Regions from separate parts of the Homo sapiens genome. Here region 1 is linked to region 2. Evidence: chromatin contacts called from ENCODE Hi-C or POLR2A ChIA-PET data. All regions are on one chromosome and are shown on one strand. The core of a region is the stretch at or near the end of the contact, and the rest is flanking DNA. Distances in the headings are between cores, read along the strand shown.

What was found. Hi-C counts contacts between places; a loop is a spot of excess contacts on that map. ChIA-PET counts read pairs that join two places held with the same protein, here RNA polymerase II (POLR2A). Pooled maps may share reads with other maps.
Region 1: a loop to region 2 is called in a pooled map, with 6 times the contacts of the local background. The contact joins the promoter of SETDB1 here to the promoter of SF3B4 in region 2. A Hi-C loop is called at or near these places in 3 of 50 pooled maps. POLR2A ChIA-PET finds 5 or more read pairs at or near these places in 2 of 52 experiments (WTC11 and activated T-cell).

What each region holds. Positions count from the first base shown.
Region 1 is chr1:150,923,176-150,928,907 of GRCh38, forward strand. SETDB1 (SET domain bifurcated histone lysine methyltransferase 1) reads left to right here and starts at 3,188. Exons shown (of 22, transcript NM_001366418.1): 1 at 3,188-3,342; 2 at 4,529-4,799. The coding sequence starts at 4,540. LOC107985204 (a long non-coding RNA gene) reads right to left here and starts at 3,166. Exons shown (of 3, transcript XR_001738231.2): 1 at 3,085-3,166.
Region 2 is chr1:149,926,553-149,932,529 of GRCh38, forward strand. It overlaps SF3B4 (splicing factor 3b subunit 4), which reads right to left and starts at 1,251. Exons shown (of 6, transcript NM_005850.5): 1 at 1,174-1,251; 2 at 614-742; 3 at 1-366. The coding sequence starts at 1,207. MTMR11 (myotubularin related protein 11) reads right to left here. Exons shown (of 17, transcript NM_001145862.2): 11 at 5,712-5,778; 12 at 5,392-5,462; 13 at 4,708-4,874; 14 at 4,240-4,413; 15 at 3,813-3,995; 16 at 3,071-3,364; 17 at 2,099-2,765. The coding sequence ends at 2,577. RefSeq lists enhancers at 1,048-1,427, 2,562-2,631.

The DNA.
Region 1 (5,732 bases), core at 1,938-4,437, 1.0 Mb after region 2:
GTTTGAGACCAGCCTGTCCAACATGGAGAAACCCCATCTCTACTAAAAATACAAAATTAGCCGGGCGTGGTGGTGCATGCCTGTAATCCCAGCCTCTGGGGAGGCTGAGGCAGGAGAATCGCTTGAACCCCAGAGGCGTAGGTTGTGGTGAGCCGAGATCCTGCCATTGCACTCCAGCTTGGGCAACAAGAATGAAACTCTGTCTCAAAAAAAAAAAAAAAGGCCAGGCGCGGTGGCTCACGCCTGTAATCCCAGCACTTTGGGAGGCCGAGGGGGGCAGATCACGAGGTCAGGAGATCGAGACCATCTTGGCTAACACGGTGAAACCCCATCTCTACTAAAAATACAAAAAATTAGCCGGGCGTGGTGGCGGGCGCCTGTAGTCCCAGCTACTCGGGAGGCTGAGGCAGGAGAATGGCCGGGTGCAGTGGCTCACCGCTATAAAACCAGCACTTTGGGAGTCCAGGGCAGGTTGATCACTTGAGGTGGTGGGTGGATCACCTGAGGTGGTGGGTGGATCACCTGAGGTCAGGAGTTCGAGACCAGCCTCGCTAACATGATGAAACCCCGTCTCTACTAAAAATATAAAAATTAGCTGGGCGTGGTGGTGGGCACCTATAGTCCCAGCTACTCGGGAGGCTGTTGCAGGAGAACCCAGAGGCGTAGGTAGGCTGTGGTGAGCCGAGATCCAGCCATTGCACTCCAGCCTGGGCAACGAGAATGAAACTCCGTCTCAAAAAAAAAAAAAAAAAAAAAAAAAAAAAAAAAAAAGGCCGGTTGCGGTGGCTCACGCCTGTAATCCCAATCCCAGCACTTTGGGAGGCCCAGGAGGCGGAACCCGGGAGGCGGAGCTTGCGTGAGTCGATATCGCGCCACTGCAGTCCAGCCTGGGCTACAGAGCGAGACTCCGTCTCAAAAAAAAAAAGGAAAAAAAAGGCCTGGCGAGGTGGCTCATGCCTGTAATCCCAACACTTTGGGAGGCCAAGGTGAGCAGATCACAAGGTCAGGAAATTGAGACCATCCTGGCTAACACAGTGAAACCCCGTCTCTACTAAAAATACAAAAAATTAGCCAGGCGTGGCGGCACGCACCTGTAGTCCCAACTACTCAGGAGGCTGAGGCAGGAGAATCGCTTGAACCCAGGAGGTGGAGGTTGCAGTGAGCCGAAATCGTGCCACTGCAGTCCAGCCTGGGCGACAGAGCGAGACTCTGTCTCAGAAAAAAAAAAAGAAAAGAAAAGAAAAAGAAAGAAAGGGCCGGGAGCAGTGGCTCACGCCTGTAAGTAATCCTAGCACTTTGGGAGGCGAGGCGGGTGGATCACTTGAGGTCAGGAGTTTGAGACCAGCCTGGCCAACATGGCGAAACCTCGTCTCCACCAAAAATACAAAAACTAGCCGGGTGTGGTGGCAGGGGCTTGTAATCCCAGCTACTCGGGAGGCTGAGGCAGGAGAACTGCTTGAACCCGGGAGGTGGAGGTTGCAGTGAGCCGAGATCGCACCATTGCACTCCAGCTTGGGTGACAAGAGCGAAACTCAGTCTCAAAAACAAACAAACAAACAAAAAAAGGAAGGCTCGGCGCAGTGGCTCACACCTGTATGTAATCCCAGCACTTTGGGAGGCCGAGGTGTGACGAGGCCAGCCTGGCTAACACGGTGAAACCCCGTCTCTACTAAAAATACAAAAAATTAGGCGGGCGTGGTGGCACGCGCCTGTAGTCCCAGCTACTCGGAAGGACGAGCCAGGAGAATCGCTTGAACCCGGGAGGTGGAGGTTGCAGTGAGCCAAGATCGCGCCATTGCACTCCAGCCTGGGCGATAGAACGAAACGCCTTCTCAAAAAAAAAAAAAAAAAAAAAAAAAAGGAAAAAAGCACATATTATTTTACTCAAATTCCATTTTGGGAAATCTTTTCTTTTTGTTTTTTGTTTTGTTTTGTTTTTGAGACGGAGTCTCGCTCGGTCACTTAGGCTGGAGTGCAGTGGCGCGATCTCCTCTCACTGAAGCCTCTGCCACCGGGGCTCAAGCGATCCTCCCCCCGCCTCAGCTGCGGAGTTGCTGGGACCACAGACGCGAACTACCACGCCTGGCTTTTTTTTTTTTTTTTTTACCTTGTATTTTTAGTCGAGATGGCGTTTCGCCGTGTTGCCCAGGCTGGTCTGGAACTCCTGGGCTCTAGCAATCCTCCCGCCTCGGACACAAAGCGCCCGGCCTGGGGAATCTTTTCTACAGAAATAAAAGTACTACTTCAAAAGGATGTTTATTTTTATTGTTGCGCTATTTGTCGGGGCTGAGAACGGAAAACAATCTAAACAATCTAAACTATTCAGGTGTCAAAAATACAAGTTATTGGTTTTTTGTTTTTTTGTTTTTTTTGGTTTTTTTGAGACGGAGTCTCGCTCTGTCGCCCAGGCTGGAGTGCAGTGGCGCGATCTCCGCTCACCGCAAGCACCGCCTCCCGGGTTCACGCCATTCTCCTGCCTCAGCCTCCCGAGTAGCTGGGACTACAGGCGCCCGCCACCACGCCCGGCTAACATTTTTAGTACAGACGGGGTTTCACCGTGTTAGCCAGGATGATCTCCATCTCCTGACCTCGTGATCCGCCCGCCTCTGACTCCCAAAGTGCTGGGATTACAGGCGTGAGCTACCGCGCCCGGCCAAAAATACAAGTTTTACCTTTTTTATTGGCTTCAGGTAATGTCCACATGTTAAATGAAAACAACAAAAATCCAAATACAGAAACTCGTACATACAAGACTGGAAAATGAAGCTGTATTACCTGAAAGGAGCGGAGTGGTGATGGGGCAAGAGAGAATATTATCACGTTTTTCTTATTACATCTTGATAGCCTTTACAATTTGTATCACTTATGTAACAAAACAAACTCAAGTAAAACTGAGAGAATAAAGCTCTGAACCTATGAGCGTTTCCCTAAGTCTTTACACAATGAATATAGTAATGGGGCCACTAGTCGAGGGTGGTAGGAGCGGCGGAGACTCGGTAATATACTGGCCACGCCTACTCTGCCCTGCCAGTCTCTTCTCACGTGTGCCCCTGGAAGGCTCTGCCTTAACGCATGCGTAGTTACCTTAGTTTTCGTCGCCTCTGAGGGGCGCCCCGCGGCTTTGGATTTGACCCCGTCAGGCTACCGTCGCGGTGACCGGAACGGCACTAAAGGTTTGCTTCCGGGCGTTTCTTTTGCTTCCCCTTCCCTCTTTCACGCTTCCTCCCCTCCCCCTCCTCCCTTATCCCTTCGCTTTCGCTCTTTTCCGTCGAGGCCGACCCCTGAGTTGTGAGTCTGGGGTCTGGTTGGTGAAAAAGAGCCCTTGAAGCTGGAAGACGGGAGGTGCGGGGAATACTGTTGAGTTATTTGGTGACCAAAGGCTTATCTGGGACGTTTTGTTTGTGGGAGGGGGTCGGGCGAGGGTGGGAAGGAAGTCTTCCCCAGAGGCGAACGGGGGCGGGGCTGAACTGGGTTTGCGAATGGGTAGGACGCACCCCTAGAATGGGTAGCACGGGGGTGGGCTGGTGTGTGGGCAGAGGAAAATGGAGGCGCTGAAAATCAGATTTTCTTTAACCGTTTGATTAAAAAAGCAGTTCACACGAATGTGTGAAGTATTTGGATTGTGGATATTAGGTACCCACGTTTTATTCCCAGGTTGCTTTACTTCTCTGTACTTTGGGGGAAACCTTTTTGCTGCAAGCTTTCGTGTGTTTGAATATCATAGACTTTTTAAAAAGTAAAATTCCACATGGAAGCAAAGTAATATAAGGGGAACAAGTAATGAAAGAGAAAACACTGAGTTAGTGAGTTCCAAATCAACTCCATCCCCAGGTGGGGTTTTGTTTAAATTAGGCATAGCATACAAAGATTTATCACATTAGTTAAGGAACACATATAGACCACAAAAATATCTTATAGATTGGTTCTCTTCAGTATCCCAAAAGATTATTTTTAAAGTTCGGTTTGTTTTGAGACAGGGTCTCACTTTGTCACCCAAGCTGGAATGCATGGCGCGAACATAGCTCACTACAGCAGCTACTCCTGGGCTCAAGCGATCCTCCCACTTCAGCCTCCTGAGTAGCTGGAACTAAAGGCGTGCACCACCACACGTGGCTAATTTTTGTATTTTTTTGTAAAGACGAGTCTTGCCATGTTGCCCAGGCTGGTCTTGAACTCCTGCCCTCAAGCGACCCTCCTGCCTCGGCCTCTAAAAGTGCTGAGATTACAGGTGTAAGCCACTGTGCCAGCCCAAAACATTATTTTCAGTAGCTCTCTACTGCTTAATGAATGTTCTCCATGCCGTCTCAAACTCTTAAATCTTTTTCAGGAGTGTTAGCGTACAGCAGAAGATAAGAACTCTTAAAAATCTCAGCATCAGATTCTGGAGAATAGGGAGGGAGAACATGGAATATTTGAATAGAATAACAGGCAGCAGAGTAGGAATTAGTTTTATTAGGGAACTGAAATTCTCTATTGATTGATTGTAGTTATAAGGACTCCAATTTAATTTGTTTTCTGTTCCATGCAGAGGACAAAAGCATGTCTTCCCTTCCTGGGTGCATTGGTTTGGATGCAGCAACAGCTACAGTGGAGTCTGAAGAGATTGCAGAGCTGCAACAGGCAGTGGTTGAGGAACTGGGTATCTCTATGGAGGAACTTCGGCATTTCATCGATGAGGAACTGGAGAAGATGGATTGTGTACAGCAACGCAAGAAGCAGCTAGCAGAGTTAGAGACATGGGTAATACAGAAAGAATCTGAGGTGGCTCACGTTGACCAACTCTTTGATGATGCATCCAGGTGAGAACTCCATGGAAAATAGAAGGAAATCTCTCCATTGGGAGATGTTTTTAGAGAATAATTGTTCATGACATTGAACCAAGCATTTTATTTTATGTTTTGAGACGGAGTCTCGCTCTGTCACCCAAGCTAGAGTGCAGTGGAGTGATCCTGGCTCACTGCAACCTCCACCTCTCGGGTTCAAGTGATTCTCCCACCTCCCCCTCCCGAGTAGCTGGAATTATAGGCATCCGCCACCACACCCAGCTAATTTTTTATATTTTTAGTAGAGACAGGGTTTCACCATGTTGGCCAGGCTGTGTACCAAACATTTTATACTTTATGAAGTACAGATGTTTAGAACCTTACTCTTCCTCAAAGTTTATGGTCAAAAATCTGACCTTACAATCAGCCGTAAATATAATTTTCATCTGTCAGCAGCTAATACATGATCAGCAGTAAGGGAGTCCAAGTCTTAAGTCCTTTCCCCTTCTTCCTCCTGTGCTCTATCTTAGAACAATTGCTTCATTTCCCTAGTAAGATCATCCAGGGAGTGAGGATTGTAAAGAATTTCTGTCTTACGTAACTCTGAAGCATTAGTAAGTTCCCATACCCCCAAAAGATTTGTTTCTGGTGCTCTAGTTGTCACTTAGAATACATTGTTTTTAAATTTATTATACTTTAAGTTCTAGGGTATATGTGCACAACGTGCAGGTTTATTACATATGTATACATGTGCCATGTTGGTGTCACTTACATTAGGTATATCTCCTAATACTATCCCTCCCCCTTCCCCCCACCCCACGACAGGCCCCAGTATGTGACGTTCCCCATCCTGTGTCCAGGTGTTCTCATTGTTCAATTCCCACCTATGAATGAGAACGTGCGGTGTTTGGTTTTCTGTCCTTGCTATAGTTTGCTCAGAATGATGGTTTCCAGCTTCATCCATGTGCC
Region 2 (5,977 bases), core at 1-2,500:
CATAAGATACGGTGATAGGACGGTTACAGAGGTACTGCCCATTCATGGCTTCAATTGCTGCATCCGAAGCATCAAATGAAGCAAAATTAATAAAGGCATAACCTTTGGAGTTGCCTGTGTCAGGGTCCCGCATAATTTTGGGGGTTTGTAAGATGACCCCAAAGGCGCTGAAAGTATCATAAAGCAACTTCTCATCAATCTCAGGGTCCAGGTTCCCAATGAAAATGTTGGCCCCTACATCCAGGTTTTTGTTGTGAGCTGATGCTTTGTTCACCCGTATTGGCTTCCCATAGAGTTTGATCATGTTCATGATCTTAATGGCATAGTCAGCATCTTCCTCACTCAAGAATTCCACAAAGCCATAGCCTGGAAAAGTGGAGAAGAGGAGGTTAACAACGTAAGTAAAGAGACTGAAAATGGGGTAAAATTCATCTACCCTCTAATCACAAAGAACAAGAAAGAAACAACATCACTTTACTTAAGAATGGTTCCAGAAATAAACTGAAGAGAGGCTTAAAAGAAAAAAATCTTTAGGTTGCTCATGTTATTCCAAAACAGTTGTGAATACTGCTGGGACCCTCCGGGAGCAATTCGCCCCTTGTCATGTACTCACCTTGGTGCTGGCCAGTGACTCTATCCTTTGGCATGTGGGTGTTGACTACTGGTCCAGCCTGGAGAAACAGTTCCCACAGCAGCGGTTCACTAACCTTCTCATCCAGGCCCCCCACGTACACAGTGGCATCTTGAAGGGAGGGAGCAAAAAGAGCAAGCGTGAGAGTGTAACGGGAAGGAAGGAAGTGATGGAAACATGAAGATGGAACCCAACCAGGGGAACTGGGGACCGCGGTAGGGGACAGGAGCAAAAAAAAAAGTTTAAACCCTTAAACTTCTCTCTTCCCAGGACTTCGGGAATCCTCTGAAGTCTAATTTAGTATTGTGAGTGGGTTTTTTTGATTTTTTGAGTGAGAAGTCAGCAGGGGACCGGACTTAAGTATCACACCCAGAGGCCTCAGCCAGCACCCGGCCACCCCGCCCCCAACAGGCAGAGGGCCGGTCTCGCGCCCTCTGGGGAAGGGAGGAGTCCAGTCTCCCACCCCTGCAGAGACACTGCTGGCTGTAGTCGGGGCCTCCTAGCCACGCTGAGCCCATTCCAGACTTTCCCCCTCCAGTTACCCTGATTCCGCTCGGAGATCGGCCCGGCAGCCATGGCGAAAGAGATCCCGCCGTCTCCCAGCAGCGGTTCCGCCTTCTGACCTCAGCACGACTTCCACTTCCGGGGCGAAGACGGACGTAGCGGTGGGCGGGGCCGCGGAAGAGGAGGTGCCTGGAAGCGGCTGCAGCCATCTTAGGAGCCTCCGAAACTTAACCTGGGTCGGGCGGTAGAGTCCTCGGCTCGCGTCCTGAGGTGCCGCTGCTAGTTGTCTTAGCGAGGAGGGCGGAACGGAAACGCTCAGGCCCTCTTAATGCACTGCTAGACTTGAAAGAATCACACTGCTCTCAAAAGTGTAAATTCGAAAGCTAAAAGAACAAAAATTTCAGTTTTAATATATTTTGTGGACAGTGATTCTTCTTCTGTTGTCCAGAGAAGGATGTGCTGAAGAGTTCCCCCCAACCCGAGGACTTGGGGGCTTTCAGGCGCAGAGGGAGCCTTCCCTCTCGCCTGCAGCCTTCTTGCAGATTTGGCCTCACAACCCTGATTTGGGCTGGAGGTATTTGGTTTTCCCTCAGGGGAGGAGACTGCGAAATGTCTGAGCTTAGAGTGACGTCTGCGCTCACCTCGTCCTAATTGCATGGGGAGGGTGAGGGCTGCTCCGCGTTGGTGTGTGACCACAGCTGAGGGGTGGATGGGATCGGAGCTCTAGAGTCTGGATCTCTAGAACACTCTGGCCCCATCTGCCTCTAAATGGGAGACACACACAAGAGAACCCTTTCCCCAAATTGCACTTGAATTTTGCAGAGCCTCACCAAACCCAGTTCCCCTATTTCCTTAGCAATAATATGGTGGATGCCTTCCTCTCTTGGGTCATACACCCCTTTTACCCACCACTTTCCTACCTAGGAGAATCCTTTATTCAAACACAAGAAACAATGCCAGCAATGTGTATAAATACTATGCTTTAATGAGCCCCTTAAATAGAAATTCCACTACAAAAATACAGAGGAGATAGGGTGTTTCCTGTATCCGCCTCATTCCCATAGAAAACTATAAGGGAAGAAATAGAACTTGGAATTAAAGCAGCAGCAAGGCGAGGTGAGAATGCGATTTCTAGGCCATCTTGTTGGGACTGATGAACAGCATCTCTGATCTCATGATTTAACATCTGGTTATCCAGAAGGGATGGGATTGGCCTAAAAAAACCGATCAATTTCTGGATTGTTTTTGTTTCTTAATCCTTCAAATGACAAGAAGCAAAAATATTTGTAGAAACTAAGCAAGACAAGAGTTGGAGCAGTTAACACCACTATCTGCAGCAGAAACTCAGACCTTCTTAGTGAACTTAAGGGCTGAAGTGTGAAAGCTGAGGCTGCAAGTGCAGATACAAAAAAAAAAAAAAAAGATTAGACAGAACCCTCCTCTACCCCAGATCCCCCTCTGCCCTGCCTTTGAGAATGCCAGCAATTTCAGTGGGATTGAGAATGGTATGTGGATCTCTTTTCTTGGAGTGATCCTCAGGAGATATTCTTGGTGTCCATTTCCGTAATAACTCCTGAAGATGGGATAGCTCATCCTGGAGGCCAGAGATTGTGGGAGCTGAGAGGCCCATCTGGGGAGGAGGCAAAGAGGAACAGAGAAGAATACTGTTGTAGCTCTGGCCCCCTGCTTCTCTGCTACTTCTGGTGTCTTTAATTCTGTTTCCCCTTTCAGCTATGCCCTAAATTCCACTTAATCTAAGCCACAAGCACTTTCCCGCACCTCCTACACTCCCAAACCTTGTTTGATGCCAAGAGGAGTAGAACTTCACTTCCCAGACTCCCAGAGGCTTCAGCTCCTTGCCTTTCCAGCTCCTGTTCATCTGGTTCAGCAGAGTCAAGTCCCTTGTCCCACTCCCAGTCTATTTTCCCTTCTTACCTGGACCTCAGGCCTTCCCCTCAGGTAGCAGCGTCTCCAGAGCCTGATCTGGGGTCCCAGATACCCAGGCAGCAGCAGCCCTGGAGGTAAAGGGCAAGCTCCCCAATGTGAGGGGAGACCCCATTCCTGGTCAGCCAGGCTTTCAGAGGAGATAGCAGGTCGAGGGAGCCAACGAGAAGAGACTGCCAGCAGGGAAGGACTGTCCCGCCAAGGACAGAGCTGATTCAGGGGGGTCAATGCTCCTCTAGAGAAGAGCCACACAGAACTGGGGGGTCCAGGAACCATGAAGCTTGGCTAAAAGGAAAAGAAAATCAACTGGCAACAGAGAGACCAGATAACCCTAGTTTCCCCAATCTGGATCAGGACAGGGTGTCCTGCTGCCACCCACTCACTGCACTGGTGACTAGAACTACAAGCCTCCCCATGAGAACTCTTCTACCCTCCTCATTAGGCTTCAACTAGGCCTCGGGACTGATTAAGGTTGATTTTAGGGCACCTTATGTGTGCACGAGACAGGAAGATGAGTAAACAGACTTGAGGAAGGACAAAAAGGGTGCCCTCTGTGCTATTCTAGGTCTTCTGTCTTCCTAGGGACACCCAGGGACTATAAGTGACAGCTGCAGAAGAGTAGTGGAGTAGCTTTCCCTAAGGAACTCAAGACATTTTGTCTTTCACTTCTCACTGTCTAGTAGCATGAGCCTGTGGGAACGTCAAGGGAATTTAGGAAGTTTAGACACTTCACCTGTGGTCTAGGGAGCCAGGAATCTGGACAGTGTTCTGGGTCATAGCCAGGATTCTGGAATTGTAGTATCTGTGCATTGCTATAACGTAAATCCCAGTCCCAGACAGACAGCTGCAGGTTAAAAGAGTTCCCAGCTGGAGGCTGGGAGTATCCTGGGGTGTAGACTTGTGTATAGGAGTTTAACTGGACAGAGGAAGCAAGAAAAAGGATGGTTACACACAATCCTCCCACATCTAGAGACAAATCATGAGATTCTCACCTCTTATTCTAGGAAAGATGTAGGGCAAAAGTCTCGTCCTGAAAATGAGAATAAATCTCCCCCTCCCCACTCACAGACCTCACTTCTCATAAAACAAATCAAGACCAAACTTCAGAGAGTACATCTCAATGGAAAAAAAAACACGAGTCAAAAATAGAAGTCACTGACCTGTCCGCTCTGCTTTCCGCGCTCCCAGGGGGTATTTCTCAGGAAGGTAAGGGTGTCAGGAACCCTGACACTGTCATGAAGAGCAAGAAGGAAAAACTCAGAGAATTCAAAATCAGCTGGAAACTGCTGGAGGAGCTGCCAGACACAATCAAGGAAGAGGAGAAACACCGGAGCCTGAAAAGAAATTAAGAGGTTGGAAGGGATTATTGGGACCCAAAGAGGGAGGATGACGAGATGATAAGGGAATGGGGAACACAGGGAATAGGGGGAACTTATGGAAGTCAGGGAATGAAAATCTGAATTGAGGGTAGCAGGGGCTTGTAAGGCCTCACTCATCAGGATCTTCGTCCCAGCCTAACCTCGGGGCCCTTCTGACCGGATTCACCTCCAATGGATTATACAAAATAATTTCTCATTCTCTTACTTCCTTAGTAATATGCCCCCGATGCCATCCCGAATCATTCTCACCTCTTCACTGGCCCCAGTTCCCCCAAGCCGAGTCAGGAAGGGATGTCCAGCTGCCACCCACTCTCGCTGTACTAGTGATTGGAAGCCAAACAGTGTTCGGGCTTCGGGGGCTGAAAGCAGCTGGACGAGTGAAGAGAGGAGGCCATTGAGATCACGATCACCGCGCTCTGGGTGATAAAGAGGAAGAAGGGACAAAGAAGAGGGGTCCAAGAAACTAGGGCAGAAGAGAATGAGAAGAGAAATACGGCAAGGAGAAGTGAGAGGCACAGAGGGGAAAGGTTTGGGGTAGGAGGATTGAGAAAGCACATAGAAGTGAAGAGAAAACAAAGACCTTGAATGATTCACTTCCTGGACTCCACCCGGATAGAAATACCCAGTTTCACATGTAAGGGGCAGAATCACAATTCTCAAACCAGCTTCCACACTGCCCTTCCCACCCCAACCCCAGTCTCCATCCGCTGATGGAAGGAAAGGAACAAAGGGGCTAAGACCATCCTAGTGTCAGGGACCACAAGTTGTGATGGGGAGGCAGAGGTAGCACTGAAGGATGAGAGTAGAGCTCGCAGGTAGTTCCCAGGAACAGGAGAGGAAGAAGCCTTATGGGTCTCCCTCCCTGAATGCAATCTGGTCAGGTGGGTAAAGAAAAGAGGCAAGGAATGGAATGGGCTTAACCAAGGAACTCACCTTGAAGTATTACAGAACGAACCCTGGATGTCACTAATACTGAAATGTCACTGGCCTTTCGAAGACAAGCCCTGGAGGAGCAGGTGAGGAAGAGGGAGGAAGAATGATAAGCCTAGGGGAATGGAGTGATTTTGATGGGTCATGGGATGGAATAAGGCCGACTCCAAATCCTACCCCTCCTCCTTCTAAAGAGCAGAAAATGGCAGTCTTCTTGGGAAACCGAGGAGAAGAACTAAAGAAAGGCCATTTAGGACCCCAAGTTAACAGAAGGTTGAGGAAGGTTGAATTATAAATGATGGCTAGAAGAAGCGAGGGAGTACCTGACATAGTCCAGCCATCGTGTTCCTTCCAGGGCTGAAAGCCATTTATCCTCAGCTACAGATGAATCTGATAGAGGGTAGAAAGATCAGAAGGGCAAGAGATTAGAACTCAGGATTCAGGATTCAGGTTGATAGCCTGCTGGGTTAAGAACAGGAATGAAAAGTAATTGTAAATGGCCAGGATGGTTTCTAAAATTAAACTGTGGTGATGGTTGTACAACATTGTAAATATAATAAAACTCACTGAATTGTATACTTCAGTGAAG